Linked DNA regions of Homo sapiens: region 1 is linked to region 2. A link is an interaction called in ENCODE POLR2A ChIA-PET data of the cell type or tissue named here. Cell type or tissue: PC-3. All regions are shown on one strand. Links, peaks and the distances in the headings refer to the core of each region. The heading gives the core; the rest is flanking DNA. Region 1 overlaps HMCN1 (hemicentin 1). Region 2 overlaps HMCN1 (hemicentin 1).

The links. Peaks named below come from ENCODE experiments on the same cell type or tissue, not always from the same donor. Only the 100,000 strongest peaks of a DNase experiment are listed, where the experiment ranks them.
Region 1: POLR2A ChIA-PET joins it to region 2 with 13 read pairs; 2 of 35 experiments call an interaction of 5 or more read pairs at or near these places.

What each region holds. Positions count from the first base shown.
Region 1 is chr1:185,977,845-185,980,773 of GRCh38, reverse strand. HMCN1 (hemicentin 1) reads right to left here. Exons shown (of 107, transcript NM_031935.3): 16 at 2,793-2,929. Among named protein-coding and RNA genes, the nearest start is that of HMCN1, 240 kb to the right of the region's middle. In PC-3, for the core only: no CTCF peak of the experiment used is centred there; no DNase peak of the experiment used is centred there.
Region 2 is chr1:185,855,920-185,858,848 of GRCh38, reverse strand. All of the region lies in intron 2 of HMCN1 (hemicentin 1), which reads right to left. Among named protein-coding and RNA genes, the nearest start is that of HMCN1, 120 kb to the right of the region's middle. In PC-3, for the core only: no CTCF peak of the experiment used is centred there; a DNase peak (open chromatin) is centred at 1,278; H3K4me3 peaks cover 1,458 bases; H3K27ac peaks cover 2,264 bases.

The DNA of each region.
Region 1 (2,929 bases), core at 249-2,748, 120 kb before region 2:
AGTGACTGCATGAAAGGCAATTGGAGAAGGATTCACACTGAGGTAATATCTGAGTGAGTAGAATAGAGGACGGGCAGTCCAGTTCTAATCGGTTACAAAGGCAAGAGCATGACTAGAAAAATCATGGCCTGTACAAAGAATGGAAAGCTGCACCATCAATGGTGGTGCTCTGCACCACCACCCTGTTAGAAGTTTGCAGGGGAGATTTTTTAGTTGATGCAATGACTGGAGAAGTCTGCTGGCATTCAGTGGGTAAAAACTAGAGAGGTGAAACATGGGCCAGATTCGCAAAGAAACAATTATCCCAAGTCCAGCACGACTTTGAAGCTCCCACTGAAATGTGTGTATTTCATAACTTTGTTTGTAACTACATGAGTCTGCAACCTAATTCTGTATGTGCAGAAGAAAGACAGAACTTTAGTAATAATTGCACATCATCTTAGAAAATCACTTCACCAGCTTGGAGTTTTTGAGTCATCAATCCTATACTCCTGCATGAGTCTGCATTTGAGCTATTGAATTCATAATGATGCCACATAAATGTATCTTCATATTCTGTAGACAATGCCAGAGTATTTACGTATTGAAATATGCATTATTTTAGTATAAATTACTTTCCCTCATTTTTCATTTGTATGTGTTAGACATTAAAATAATTTTTATTATGTAGTTAGATCAAATATATAGAATTTTTCAAGATAATAAAATGATATTACAAAATATTTGTAATTAAAGAGGGTATTGGAGCCATGAGGATGGGGACTACTGAGTTATAGGTTGCGTGGGGATAGTCAGGAGACTGAAGTTGAAGAGGTGGGCTGGTACATTCTCAAGAGTATGGTTTTGTCTTGTGAGCAATCAGGAAGGAAGGAGAGGATTTTAAATAGGGGAATGGGTATAATCTTGTAAATATATGAACCAAAATGAGCAGTTTAATCTATTGATAAGATTTGAACAGAGAAAAGTGCAGCTTTCCAGCATCCATAGTCCCATACTATCTCAGATAAAGAACCATGACAAAGTTTCTACTCCTCTGCTAACCATATGCATCTAATTGTAGAACTGCATCTGGTAAATTAAGGTAGCATCTACTCTAAATAGCAAACATTCATTTGGAAATAAAAATTCAGCAAACCACCCCATTAATAAATCATACATTAGTTCTAACTGGGATATTTTTCATATTACGAATTCTTGGGCTAATTTGTGTAGAAATACAACATACCATGAGAACCAAGTTTCTAATTACTAATTTCCTTCCAGACAATTTAATTTCGACAATTAGGCAACTGTTGCTCAAGATATTGAGCTCTTTTATTCTTCCTTTTCTTTTGTCTCCTTTAATCAATTTGTTTTCAGGTCTCACTTTTTATCAACATCTGGGTTGTTTCTCATCATCACTCTTTGAGCTTTTCAATGTTCCCTTTCTCTCATCTCTCTTCCTATCTTGTAGCGGTGTTGTTCTGAAACAGTACTTTCATGTACCTTTTCCTGCCTATCAAACTTGGAATGGGGCTCTCTAACTTCTAGCTCATCAAATCCATTTTTTCACCTGGACATTCAAGTCATGCACAATCTGACCCAATCTGATGTGTACTTCCCAGTAGCTCCTTTCATGGGCATCCACTCAGAGAATGGACTGCAAACTACCTGAGTGAGGGACCCTATATCTGAATCTGTCCACCACAGAGCTCACCACAGAGCTGAACACTGAAGCACTTGTTATTAGACAATTTAATTTATATCTGGAAGTTTAAGTGGCCAATGTATATTTAATATTGTTAATAAACTTGGGCCAGACATGGTGGTTCACGACAGCAATCCCAGTACTTTGGGAAGACGATGTGGGTGGATCATTTGAGGTCAAGAATTCGAGACCAGCCTGGCCAACATGGTAAAACCCTATCTCTACCAAAAATACAAAAATTAGCTGGGTATGGTGGTTCACACCTGTAATCCCAGCTACTCAGGAGGCTGAAGCAGGACAATTGCTTGAACCTGTGAGGTGGAGTTTGCAGTGAGCCAAGTTCATGCCACTGCACTCCAGCCTGGGCAACAGAATGAGAACCCGTACCCACCCAAAATATAAAAATAAAAATAATTAAAATAATTAACTTAGCAGTAACTGATTAAAAGCTTTCTATAAAATACCCCAAACATCCCATTATTTTTAAAAATGCAATTAATTATCTAAATGCTTTTCCTCCTCTGGTAACACCATGCAATTATTCTTAGCATTATTTGAAAAAATAGAAGGTGCTTCCAAATATCTGAATACTGAATAGCTTATAAAATTTTTAGATAAGAAAGTATTTGACTTTTGTGGGGGTGGCAGGGATCTTTTGCTTCAGGTGGATACAGCTTTTAATAAAGGAGATTCCAAGGCATCCCTATGTTGTTATGTACTGTTTGACAAAATAAATAAAGTTAACTAATAGTAATATTTTATCTTTCTATACAACAATTGTTACAAGAATCAAGGTAATGTGACCACTTATCTATGTAAAGGCTCAGATGACTCTATTTGCAATAAGAAATGGTAAGATATGAAGAAGTCATATTGTTTCATAAGCCCTTATGATAAATTAATGACATACATTTGAATAAAATATAACTCATTTATGACAATTCCCGAATATAAAATGCCAGTACTATTTCAAAGTAAAATGCAATGAACATAAAATGTGTTGGCAAGATTAATATACTATTTTAAATAGCAATACCTATGTATAAAACATAAATATATAACATAAAAGTACATATTCGTACAAAATATATTTCCTTCAACCTACTTAAAATAAAGAGAGCTCCTGTTCTTAGTTGGCTGATGGAACTAACTGAAAAAGGTCTTGAGAAAATTGGCATGTTGTCTAATCTTCGCCATTTGATTGTTGGTTCTGGATAACCCTGAACATAACAAGGTAATGTC
Region 2 (2,929 bases), core at 190-2,689:
CTGATTTAAAAATTGGAAGTAATGGAAATGTGACTGAAACTATAAGAACAAACTCTTGTAAGTTTTATTTCCAAACTTAAGAAAAAAAAATTACTGCTGGCCAGGCATGGTGGCTCATATCTGTAATCTCAGCAGTTTGGAAGGCCAAAGAGGGCAGATCTCTTATGCCCAGGAGCTTAAGACCAGCCTGTGCAACAGAGGAAATCCCCGTCTCTAAAAAAAAAAAAAAAAAAAAAAAAAAAAAAAAAAAAAAAAAAAAAAATTAGCTGGGTGTGGTGGCATATAGGCATATAGCTGGCACGTGGTCCCAGCTACTCAGAAGGCTCTGGGTAAGTGGAGACTGCAGTGAACCATGATTATGCCACTGCACTCCAGCCTGGGCTACAGAGTAAGACTCCGTCTCAAAAAATAAATAAATAAATAAATAAAATAAATCCTTTAAACGTCTGCCGCAGTTTCATTTTGACCTGAATACCAAATAGAAGAAATGTAAAATCATAATCCATAAACATTTATGATGGAAGAACTTACAACTGAAGAACTTAAATCTATAGAAGGTCTTCTTGATTTAATCAGTACTTTTCTCGGTAATAAGACACTTTACCTGTGTTAATTCAATAAATGTCTACTCTGAGCCAAGTGCTGAGAGAGTATTGTCACAAACACTATGTTATTTATTCTTTACATCAATGGATAAGGTAAGTATCACTTTTAACATGTTTTATTGACGGAGTACTAACTTCTGAAAATCCTTTCTCAGGGTCACACAACTAGTAAGTGAAAAAGCAGAGATTTGAACTTAATTATGCCTGGCCTGAAAATTCATGCAAACTCCTGTGAGGCATTTTATTATCTTCTTGAACTTCTGTGACTATAAGCAAGTAGCTTTCAGAGACACTGTATAATCAGAGGAAGAAAATTCCATTCTTCTAGATACCTACAGAATATTGTTTATTCTTCTTTTGTGGTATTCAATAAGATGTATTATAATTTATATTTCCTCCTACTAGATCTCTGTTTTTTGAAGTACTTAGTAGGTGTTCCATTGTTGTTTGATGAATGAATGGATAAATGACTAGTGAGTACATGGGTGAAAGATTTTGCAAAGCAATCTTGACATATTCGAGGTACACTTAACATACTCAGCCTGAGCTTGACTTAAGCCTAGCCCATCCCATTTCGAGTAATACAATTCCAGAACTAAACCTTCTAAAAGTACAAGTGTATAAAGCTAACTCCCCCTATGTTTGATCTCTCCCCCACACCCCTCTCTGTCCTGGCATACAGTCAGGATGAATAATCAACATGATAAAACCAACATGGCTATGTAAATATATTTCCTAAAACCACAGAAACATGCACACACACACACACACACACACAAATGAAAGGTATAATGGAGATGAACTGTATAATGCATAGAATTAGACAGCTCCCTAAATACATTTTAGAAAGGGTCTGAGTTTGTTAACCTGTGCTTTTATTTGAACCCTGAAATATAGATAATTAGTATCAGTATGCACAGTCCTGCTCAATATTTTGATTGACATTTTATCTTTATAATTCTACTGATACCTACAATTTACTAAATTGCCAAAGACCTTTCAGATAGAAAAACGTGTACTAAGAAAAACAGAAGCATGTGAGCTTTCACAGTAAATGTTGCTCCTGGAATAAAAAATATTTTTAAAAAACTGTAACTTCAGAGTTACGGTGATAATTATGTTTACAAAATGAATTCCTGGAAAACAAGATTAAATAAGAATGAATAGAAATCTTATCATTCAAGGGAGTAGTAAAACACAGATTATCTTGCTGTCTTTTCTAAATACAAGACAGTGTAGGAACGGCACTGGAATAAACTGAAACTTTAAACTGTGAGAGGAGTTGGAAAAAAAATGAAGTCCCTGTTTGAATCCTAATGGGAAAATCTACATCAAATGATGGACCAGAGAGACCCAAGAATGTTAATCTCAGAGCAAGCATGCTCCCATGCCTTATCATTTATCTTCTAGTCAACCTATTTCAATTCTTCTATTCTCGTCTTTTCATTGAACTCGTTTTTATATCAGTTGTTTTCCAGATGCCTAAGTCTAAGCAATAAAAATTGAAACTTTTTTATAGACTCATGACTAAGTTCAAAATAATTCTTATTGGCATTACAATATTTACCCTTATTCTAACATGAGTATAACCTACTAGAGTTTGCGCTTAGTTTCAAAGTCAGACTACATCCTTTTCACAGGGAACACCCATGTGTGAAATGTCTTATTTGTGTAATCTGTCCCTTACCTGTAAAATTTAGGTATGCAACTCAGTTTCAAGCTGAACAAAAAAAAATTTCCTTTTTTTTTTTTTTTTGAGACAGGGTCTAGCTCTGTCGCCCAGGCTGGAGTGCAGTGGCGCGATCTCACTCACCGCAACTCCACCTCTGGTGCTCAAGAGATTCTCCTGCCTCAGCCTCCCGAGTAGCTGGGATTACAGGTGCCCGCCACCATGCCTGGCTAATTTTTGTATTTTTTAGTAGAGACAGCGTTTCACCAGGTTGGCCAGGCTGGTCTCAAACTCGTGAACTCAGATGATCCACCCACCTCAACCTCCCAAAGTGCTGGGATTACAGGCGTGAGCCACCACGCCTAGTCTAAAGCTGAACAAAATTTTACAACTCTCAGCTCTCTTTCTTAAAATACAGTTGTGCAATTCTTTTACCAAGAAAACAGGATGTACATGTGAAAACCATTAAATTACATTGAATCAAATTTAAAGTTGCATCGAAGCAAATATAAAACAAATTAGAATAATTACAGAGTTCGTCAGTGACATGTGCTGGCTTTTATTACTTGTAGAATATATTGCAGGGATGTACTGAGAGACAATCAGAATATTGCAGAGCCCAAACCTCAAATCTCCAAAATCTAAATAAAAGATG